2 separate regions of the Homo sapiens genome follow, and region 1 is linked to region 2. The links are chromatin loops, found by intact Hi-C in ENCODE. Cell type or tissue: heart right ventricle. All regions are shown on one strand. Each heading gives the region's core, and the rest is flanking DNA. Links, peaks and the distances in the headings are about the cores only.

Region 1 (5,388 bases), core at 160-5,159, 870 kb before region 2:
ATGTACATAAATATGTATTTATATATGTATGTGTATTTATGTGTATGTACATAAATTTATATGTGTATATATAAGCAGCACTCTTGAAAATAATACCTCTAGTGTCCTCTTATTTAATCTATTAACTTTCAAACCTATGGTTAATTAATAATTTTTTTCTAATTAGACACAGTTATTTTTGTCATGATAGTATGATGTAAATGTATTTCCGAAAGTTTATGTGTTGGAAACTTAATCCCTAATGCAACAGTGTTGAGGTGAGACTTTTAAAAGGTGATTAGGTCATGAAGGCTCTACCCTCATGAAAGTGTTAGTGCAGTTATGGTGGGAGATGGTTAGTTATTGGGGTGGGTTCCTGGTAAAAGGATAAGTTCAGCCCTCTTCCCTTCTTTGTCCCTCGTGCTCTCTTGCCCTCTGTGTTCTGCCATGGGATGATGCAGCGAAAGGCTCTTGCCAGAAGTGGGCCCTTTGACTTTGGACTCCTCAACCTCCAGAGCTGTAAGAAATAAATCTCTGTTCTTTATAAATTACGCAGTCTCGGGTATTGTTAGAGCATCACAATACAAAGATAATGAGATTGGCCTGTATATACTGACATGAAAAGAATTCGAAGGTAAAATAAGTTTTTTCTTTAAATTTTTTAAAGTAGTTTTTAAGAATCAAGGTATTACATCTACATATTCTGTTACAACAATGCAAAACAGATGGACAAAGACACATGAATTTGTTATTTTCTATGTTAGCATGTGGGAGAGAACATAACACAATATGTGAAAATAGCTTACTTTATAAGCGTAAGCATATGGAGATGCTAATGTCAAAAAGAAAATGCTTTTCCTAAAATTTGGTTTTTAAAAAACTTAGTAAAAAACAAAATATTGTTTGATAAAATTTTAATAAAATACGATAGATTTTAAGTGTTCTCATTACAAGAAAAGTATATGAGGTAATGAAAATGTTAATTAGCTCTATTTAGCCATCCTACAATGTATGCCTGTTTCAAAACATCATGTTTATAAATATATATAATTTTTGTTATTAGAAAAATGAATCAAAAGGAAAAAATTTAATATAATACAGAAATATGTAAAGTAAAAGGTGATATTTTCATCCTTTGGCCCTCAGTCCCATTTGTCAGAGGTAATACTTTAAAAAATTTTGATGAAATTTCTGTATACACTGTATCTCCATTATTTCCAAGTTTGCTTACATAAATTTTACCTGAAGAGGTTTGCCCCTCATATAATTTTTACCTTAAATAGTAAGATGTAGAGTGTTACTATTCTAAATCATCTGTAGATTTAAGAATTTCTATGTTCCAGTAAGTAAGTTAAAATTGGGGAAAACTAATTTCAGGTAAATTGTTTATCATTTGTTCCTGCAATGTTATAACGGATTAAATTTTTATTTTATATCAGTGATTCTGAACTGGGGGCTGTTCCCCCCTGCCCAGGGACATTTGACAATGTCTGGAGACATTTTTGGTTATTAGAACTGGGGGGCTGGGAGTGGGTAATGCTACTGGCATCTGGTGGGGTGCTGCCAAACATCCTATAATGCACAGAACAGCCTCCTACAGCAAGGAATTACCTGGTTCAGAAATGTCAATAGTGCCAAGGTTGAGAAAACCTGACTTAAAGGAAAATGGTTAAGAGTGAGGACTACCCTGGCACACTGCTCGGGTTTTGTATCATAGCCACACTACTAACTGTGTGACTGTGGGTGGTTATTTAACCTCTTTGTGCCCAGTTTCCTCATTATATTATAATAATAGTAGTACCTATCTTACAGGGTTGTTGAGAGGCTGTTTAATACATTTATTATGTGATAAGCTTAGATTTGTACCTGGTACATAGTAGGAATGTTGGCTGCTATTGTTTTATTGTTTCTCAGTAAAAACTAAAATCTAACCAATTATATAACATCAAAAGGATGGCCAATTAATAAAGATATCTTAGTAATTTGGGGGAGTTTCTAAACATGGTTGTTGAGAGTTACTAAGTTAACTCTATATTTCAGCCTACTATTTCCTATACAAACTGTTTTTTTAATATTTGAAAAATTACGTTTGGGGCGATGCTGCCTCTTTGTAGAGCAGTAGCCCTTCGACTGAGATATTATTTCATTGGCCTTTTCTCCTAGATTCTGTAGTTGTAGTTTTTGCCTCTTTGAAAGTTTCAGCTCCTGCAACATAGTGTTAGATGCTTATTCTGATCTTTCTTCACTTCTAGGCTAGTGAAGACATTTTTGGGAAGTATCATTATGACTACATCCTGAGAGTACAATGAGAGTGTCTGATTTATGAAATCTAGGTTATTTTTAGAGGCAAGAGAAAATACTTAATTTAGTCACATCATAATTTTATTTCCTCTTTTTATAAAGTATTATAGTGTACTGTAAAATTCATTAATCCCGAGTAAGTATTTGTGTTTCTCATCGCTATTCCTCTCAGTGGAGTAATTCATGAACTGTACTTACATTAAAACACATAATTTAACTAAAGGTTTAATTCAAAATATTTTTATATGCCTTGCAAATATAAAAATGCCCAGAAAAAATTTTAGATTGAGAGACAGTGTACAGTGCTATTTTCTAGAAACATATGGCAACTTTTTTATATAATTTGATTTAAACAATAAATAGCAAAGGTTAAACAGACAAACCCATTTATTAAACTAACAAAGGAAAGTGTGTAAGTGGTGAAGAATACATAGTTGGTTTTTTTTTTCCTCTTCTTTTTTTTTTTTTTTTTTTTTTTTAAAGTTCAGTTTTAGTTTTTTACCACTTGATGGCAGTGATGGAGCTAGAGCTCTACCCTGAGAAGGTTAGGGCAAGAACTCATTATGAATAACAAAAGCGTAGGTACAAAGGAAATCCCTGACATTTTAATATTATTCACATTTCTAGGTGATATTACTTATATTGCAAGTGACAGTAATAGGGGGAAAAGCCTCTAGATGGAGCTTCAGTACTTTCTAAGGGAAAACATTTCCTGTATCTTTCCAAATGCATATTTTATATTATTTTACATAATATATTAAATCCAGAATGGATTTTTACAAAATAATATTTAAGGGTGAATTTATTTCAGATGTAATTATGGAAATTAATTCACCAAATTACCTAATAATTTGAAAAAATGGCTATTTAAGTATCTTACATTTTTAAATCATTATTAATATTTGTTGAAAAGTATGTTAAACTTTGAGTCAAACATTTCTATCTAGTATAAATGATTTGCATATCTAACAAGTTAGTAAAAGATATTTAATAAGAAGTCAGGTGCTTAAAATCAATATTGCACTATAATTAAATCTGACCATCTATATTATTATGCCTAGTATCATTCAACATTTGAGTTCCCAAGAGAACATAACTATTACTCCAACTCAATTGCCCAACTAAAAAAATTAAAAACTAGGAATTTTAATGTAAAATAATTTTTTAAAGAATATATATGTTCTTTAGTAAATATTCTTACTTTCTTCAGTAATGTTTTCCTTTTACAGTCAAGAGAGTCTGTTATCACTATATATTGAAGGGAAGTTGTCATTATTAGTAGAAATATGATGTTAATGTTCTTAGTGCACTGTTGATTTTAGTGTCTACTTCTTGAATAATAAGAAAACTTGAAACAAGAACAATAAGTTTTCTGAGAATGACCCTGTATGGTGAATTTAAAAAAAGAAAGAATAGTGATTTTTCCCAGCTGGCCTTCTCAGGAGGCTGAGGTGGGAGGATTGCTTGAACCTAGGAGTTTGAGACCAGCCTGGGCAATATGCGAGACCCTGTCTTTATTATCGATTGATTGATTGATTGATTGAGACGGAGTCTTGCTCTGTCACCCAGGCTGAAGTGCAGTGGCGCAATCTCAGCTCACTGCAAGCTCTGCCTCCCAGTTTCAAGTGATTCTCCCACCTCAGCCTACCGAGTAACTGGAATTACAGGCGCACGCCACTATGCCTGGATAATTTTTGTATTTTTTTAGTAGAGATAGGTTTTCACCATGTTGGCTAGGCTAGTCACGAACTCCCGACCCCAGGTGATCGCCTGCGTCTGCTTCCCAAAGTGTTGGGATTACAGGCATGAGCCACCACGCCTGCCTGACCCTGTCTTTAAAAAAACAAAAAGAATAGGAAGCTTTCTTACTTTTCTACTAGTACACAATTACCTAGGTTAATTTTGATGTCTCATAAAGCATTCAGTGAAGAAAAAAAAGCTATTGTTTTAAGTTGTCTGTTTTTATGGACTCAAAATATTGGAAGCCTTGTAATCTTTGGTTTGAAATTGACATGAGATAATAATTGTTTTATGTTGAAAAAAGGTATAACTGAAAAATTATATGAGAAGCATGAAAAGTAGTTTTTGGGGGTTTTACTTATTTTCAGTTTCATGAATGAATGTTTTATTTATTCTCTATTGAGACAAAAACCTTACTAAAACAGAGTAGTTGCCAGTAATTTTTTATAATTACACTTAACAATAATGTTGGCAACAGTTGATTTTCTATTTGGCTAAGCAAATATGGTCTAAATTCATTTCAGGATGTATAGTCAGCTAAATTTGCAGCATAATTTGCTTGCTAATCACCTCAGTAGTAACAGTCTCCCAGAAAGCCATGTGTTGCTTTATTTGTTCCTTATCTAATTAAATTTTTTGGGACTTTATTAACAAAGGGACACATTTCAAGAACATCACATAAATGTTCAAGCATTCTTTTATTAATACTTTCTAAACTTATATAATTGCATTAAATTAGCTTTTAATTGTGTAACAAAGTGAACTTGTAAAAGTATGGCCTGTTTCTCAGGGGTAGGAAAACTCCACATTAAGGAACTATTATGCCACTACAAATATTTATTAGTGGTTACCTTGTAGTAGTAGTTACTAATGAAATAAATTTATTTAAAATAGTTATGGGTAAGTTTCGACTTAATTTGTAACTTGAGTCTCTCTGGACAAAGGGAAACTGATATTTTCCATTTCTGTGAAGCACTTGCACTATGAAGGAATGGTTTATATATCAAGTTAATTTTACATTGTTAAACTTTTTTTTTTTAAGGGAAAACGAATAAAGCACAAAGCTGTTGTTTGCTATAGAAACAGTTTAAACTGTCTTTAATTTGGTAGGAGAAAAATTTCTCTATTTTATAATCATTTAGGTTGCCAGATTAAGTTTTCTGCTTTTTTAACCAGTATATTGGCATTGTGTAGTGTCATCTGTAGTATTTTAGGCTTGTCTAGATTACTTTTTTTTTTTTTGAGATGGATCTCGCTCTGTCACCCAGGCTGGAGTGCAGTGGCATGATCTCAGCTCACTGCAACCTCTGCCTCCCAGGTTCAAGTGATTCTCCTGCCTCAGCCTCCTTAGTAGCTGGGATTACAGGT
Region 2 (5,388 bases), core at 105-5,104:
TTTTTATTTTTATTGGTATAGACTTCAATTTCATATTTTATTCAATGGGTTATAATCCATCACTATCATGATTTATTTCTATCCTTAAGTTGTTCCACACCTGGCCCATGGGAGCCCTTATGAGCAAGTTTCCAGGTCCTTATGACACAATTCCATCATTCTTTGGGTACATCCTTACTTTCTGGCACAGTAGAGATGTTCCAGACTTATCTTATATTTTTCCTCCCCCATCCCTGGAATCAATCACTTCTCCGAGGATGCTTGATTCCTTTTAGTGAAGAACAGTCTTTGGAAACCAACCGTCTAGGGACATTAAGTATGCTTGTTGCTATTGGAGTGTCATTGCTCCTGGACCTTCTCAGTGGACACAGCTAGGAAATGTATGTGTTTATATGTGTGTGTTAAATATCAATTTCTTTATCTATTATAGGTACTATTAAAAATGAGTTCCCACCAATATCTCCACCTTCAGTTTTCCCACTAGGAGCCATGATGAGAAACCTGGCTCCTGGTTTTTTCTATGTGTTTACTTATTTGATCAACCCTCCTGTGCATAACAAGCCTCACATCCCCATGGCTGACTGCCTTTCCCCTGCTTCCCATGAAAGCCTTTGTCATCCTGTGCCAGCTGCTGGAGCTCCCCACAACTCAAATGGTGGCCCCATTGATTTTAGGCCAGCTTAGAAAAACACAGTGGAAAATTTTTGCATCATTTGATTATCAAGTCATGATTGCAGTTTGTTGGGGTTGGAATGTGACTATTAAATAATACCAGATCAGCCAGGTGTGGTGGCTCATGCCTGTATTCCCAGCACTTTGGGAGGTCGAGGTGGGTGGATCACTTGAGGTCAGGAGTTCGAGACCAGCCTGGCCAACATGGTGAAATACTGTTTGTACTAAAAATACAAAAATTAGCTAGGCGTGGTGGTGCATGCCTGTAGACCCAGCTACTTGGGAGGCTGAGGCAGGAGAATGGCTTGAACCCAGGAGGCAGAGGTTAACAGTGAGCTGAGATTGTGCCATCACACTCCAGCCTGGGCGAGAGTGATACTCCATCTCAAAAAACAAAAAACAAACAAACAAAAAAACCAGATCACATTTTAAAAATGACACCTACCAGAATATCAATATCTGAATAAGCCAGAATTAGCACTGTTGGGAGGGTATATAATCATTCCATCAAAGTTGCATTTACTCAAACAGGTTGGACACCTCCTTCTAGATCTGTTTTTAGAACCACTTTCCAAGCCCAATCCAGAAACCCAGCCTTGCTTCTTTTCCATTGTAGTCCTAGTTAAAAGCAACCAGAGCTGCATAAATCTCTGTGGGAAAATTATTTTTATTACAATGATTTATGTATATGCTTATCTTCCCCTCTAGTCTGTGAGACCCTAAGATCCAAGGCTAACTTCATATTGTACAGCATCCAACAGAATAGTTGTTGAATTATTCAATGAATGAATCTTGTCTTTGATTCAATTTTCTCCAGCTTATATGCCAGAGTTAGTCCCAAATGACTCAGCTGTTCCCAAAAATGAAATTCGCCCTCAAAGTATGAATATTTACCACAATTGAGAAGAGTCAAAAATATATGTCTCATGCACGGAATGCAATATCAAAAGAGGAATTTTCACAGAGTTTTGAGCAGTCTCAAGATCACAGAATATGGATATCATATCCAAAGTATCTATTTAGAAAGTGATGACATGCTTTTGTTGTATCTATGTGTTGTGCTGTTAAGAAATCGCTTTCATTACTTTATGGTCAGCCATATTTTATATGCATTATAAATTATGTGCTTATTACAAAATCACAGCCACCAGAACCGTCTCTCTATGCTTTACAGTTCACCTGTGAAGATTTATGTTCTGAGTTAGCTGAGACATCATAGAATTCTCTTCTTACCAGGAAAGGATCATAATACATGCTGTTCAAAGCAATAGCGTAAGACTTATTGATATACAGTATCTATACTCCGCCCCTCTCTGAGGATTCTATATTGGTCATTGTTCAAGGCTTCTAGTGATTTTCTTTTATTATATGAAAAAGGAGAGTTCAATGTAGGACAGAGGTGGAGCTACCTTGGGTGGTGGGGCAGAGTACAAAGAACAAATAATGATCTTATATGTCTGTGCACGTCCTTCCTCCAAATGTTTCTATAACTGCGATCTTTTGAAAATTAACAGCCTTGGCCATCTCAAAGGAGGAAAAATAAATAAAGGAATATGCAGCTCAATCTGTGTGTTTACGGGGCAGATAGGTGAAGATGAGAACCATAGATCTTATTGAGAGGGAAGCTGCCCACTTTTGTCCTTCTATTTGGGTGAGAAGTTGTTGAGCCTCCCTATGTTTATACTGGGAGCCCTATTTTTATAAAGCCCTCTGAAGGCTGTGTGGTGTTGCCAACTTGGAGAAAAGGTTGAAGCTCCAGTCCTGGATCCACAAATTCTGTGTGCCCACTCTTGAGCAAGTTACTTAAGCCCTGTGAGCCTGAGTTTTCTCACTTCCAAAACAAGGTCCTCACACAGGTGTGCTGGGAGGTTTAGATGAAAGCACCTGCCAAATAAATCACAGAAATGAGAGCCTACCAAAGATTTGTGCTCCCTGCATTTTATCTTGTATTTTTTTAAAATCTCAAGATGGTGGTACTACTGCCTCTTCACCTCCTCATTTTCTTTCTTTTTCTGGTCTTGCCCTGTTATCCCCTCCACCAGGATGCACCCAGGACACTTTCCCAGATTTGCCATGTCCCATGGGAGGCTCTGGCTATAGTTAATAGAGAAGGTTTCCGAGAGAGAGAGGCTGAGACAGACACCTGGAAGGAAAGGTTGGATATCTCCTTTGGAGGAAAAGCTAGGGAAAGTCCTAAGAGGAGGGCATTTGCTGTGCCATTTGTCATTTAGATCTGGAGGTGGTAGAAATACAGACATTCTGATGTTTCTATAAAGGCTGTCAGGGCTTAATGAAGTTCTTCATGGGGCAGGAGCCGCACGTGCTTATTAAGGTTGGATCAGTGGATACACTCATCCCCTGGATCTGGGAGCAAACTGGAATCAACAGTGCCACCAAGTGGCAGCCAGCTAATAAGCAAGTTGAAACACTAAGACTGCAACTTCTAGTGCTTTGCCCAAATATCTCTGTCTCTTACTCTTTTTCTTTCTAAAAATAAGATCAAGTATATTTTCCTAGGGTGGATATAGAGAGAATGATCTTGTAGACATACCTTCTTCTGGCATGTTGTAGAGCTTGGATACATGATTTTTCTTTATTAAACAATCAAAACCTTTAAAGTCCCACTCAAATGAGCAGGTCATAGGAGTAGATACCTCTGCATACGTGTATACAGGTCATTTATAAAAACTGAGGGATGGGGGCTGTGTGTGTTGGGATTCAAGAAGATTTCCAAAGTGTATTAACCAGGAGTGAAACTCAGGATGACAAATACTGTACACGATGGCAAACAGCATAGACAACATACACGACTCTATTTAGGAGAGGAAACCATTTATATTATTACAGTCTGTAACCTTTTTGTTTTTTATTTAGAGTATTTCTTTTTCTGATCATAAAAGTGTTCGTTGTAATAATTTGAAAGGCTTATTACTTTAAAAAGAATACATTCTACTGGCTGTTAAACACCTTGTAAATAACACAAAATACCAAGATTTTTAGGATACAGAAAAATCCATTTCATTCTGGTCCATTTGTTTGTCATTAGAAAGAGTCTATTTTGTACTCATGCTGCTGTGTTCATTTTAGGACTAATTTGAGGTAAGCTTCCAGCTTTGATTGTTGCTTTCCCCATTATTTTTATTTTCGATCCCCCATAGAATGCATTTCCATCTTCCAATCTCCTCCTCCCGTCCATTCTGCACACAACCCAGCTTTCAGAATAATCTGGTATTGAGAGTCAATCCGTGCTCTGGAAGGTGTCTCAGTGTCCCTGTGACAGCCAGCTCTGCAGTATCCATCGGACTTGATATGGTGGCTCTTGTAGTGTTGCTTTTCTAAGAGCTAAAGTACTTTCTCGTGGTCATGAATAGTGTGGGAAGCCCATAGCTCGGGCTGTTGAAAGGTCTATCAGTTCTGCTGTGCCTGACAATGTTGACCCCAGGGTAGAGAGATTTCCTCCCACTTCCTAGGTGTGTGGGAGGTAGGGGCAAGTGCTAGGGGATTTATGAATGAGATGGAAGGGAGGACAGAAAATGAAGAAGGGAAAAAGATATCAGGAACCAACAGACCATCAGCTGAATTCTAACTACAAAAATGACAAATAACAAAAGCAATTTATTTATTTATTTATTTATTTTTATTTTTATTTTTTTTGAGATGAAGTCTTGCTCTGTCGCCCAGGCTGGAGTGCAGTGGTGCCATCTCGGCTCACTGCAAGCTCCACCTCCCAGGTTCACGCCATTCTCCTGCCTCAGCCTCCCGAGTAGCTGGGACTACAGGCACCTGCCACCATGCCTGGCTAATTTTTTGTACTTTTAGTAGAGATGGGGTTTCACCATGTTGTTAGCCAGGATGGTCTCTATCTCCTGACCTTGTGACCCACCCGCTTCAGCCTTCCAAAGTGCTGGGATTACAGGCGTGAGCCACTGCGCCCGGCCAGCAAAAGCAATTTAAAATGTACCTTGCTCCATAATAAATATAAGGGAGTGAGGAACAAAGCTTTTCTTCCCCCAATTCCTTTGATTTTTTATTTTTTTTGAAGAAAAGTAGATTAAGCATGAGTTTTAAGTACTGTTCAGAATAAAAACCAAGATAGACCCCAATAACTTACCTTAATTTTGAGTATAATATTATATTGTAGGTCATTTCTGGACTTGGGTGGCTATTTTTAAACATATTTTTAAATTGTGGTAAGATATACGTAACATAAAGGTTACCATTTTAACAATTTTTAAGTGGACAGTTCAGTGGCAGTATGTATATTCACATTTTTGTGCAAATGTATGTTTCTAGAACTTTTTCGTCTTCCCCAACTGAAACTCCACATCCATGAAACACTAACCCCCCATTTCCCCCTCCGTCATCTTACTTTCTGTCTCTGGCCATTTGTCTATCTTCTTTGGAGAAATATCCATTCAAGTCCTTTGCCTAGTTTCTGTCTCTATGAATTTGACTACTCTAGGGCCAAATATAAGTGGGCTCATATAAGTATTTGTCCTTTTGTGACTGGCTGATTTCAATTATAATGTCCTCAAGTTTCATCCATGTTGTAGTATGCATCAGAATTTCTTTCCTTTTTAAGGTTGAATAGTAGCTGATCATATGTGTATATCACATTCTGTTTTCTGATTCATTCATTGATGGACACGTGGGTTGCTTCTGCCTTTTATCTGTTGTGGTCAACGCTGCTATGACCATGGATGTATAAATATTTGC

Evidence for each region. Peaks named below come from ENCODE experiments on the same cell type or tissue, not always from the same donor. Only the 100,000 strongest peaks of a DNase experiment are listed, where the experiment ranks them.
Region 1: a loop joins it to region 2, with 5 times the contacts of the local background. A loop is called at or near these places in 12 of 110 quality-filtered maps.

Annotation. Positions count from the first base shown.
Region 1 is chr10:21,951,193-21,956,580 of GRCh38, reverse strand. All of the region lies in intron 1 of DNAJC1 (DnaJ heat shock protein family (Hsp40) member C1), which reads left to right. Among named protein-coding and RNA genes, the nearest start is that of DNAJC1, 50 kb to the left of the region's middle. In heart right ventricle, for the core only: a CTCF peak has its summit at 2,819 (motif pointing right); no DNase peak of the experiment used is centred there; H3K27ac peaks cover 691 bases.
Region 2 is chr10:21,076,545-21,081,932 of GRCh38, reverse strand. It overlaps a transcript of NEBL not described here. Among named protein-coding and RNA genes, the nearest start is that of NEBL-AS1, 95 kb to the left of the region's middle. In heart right ventricle, for the core only: a CTCF peak has its summit at 3,068 (motif pointing left); DNase peaks (open chromatin) are centred at 3,042 and 4,028; H3K27ac peaks cover 1,388 bases.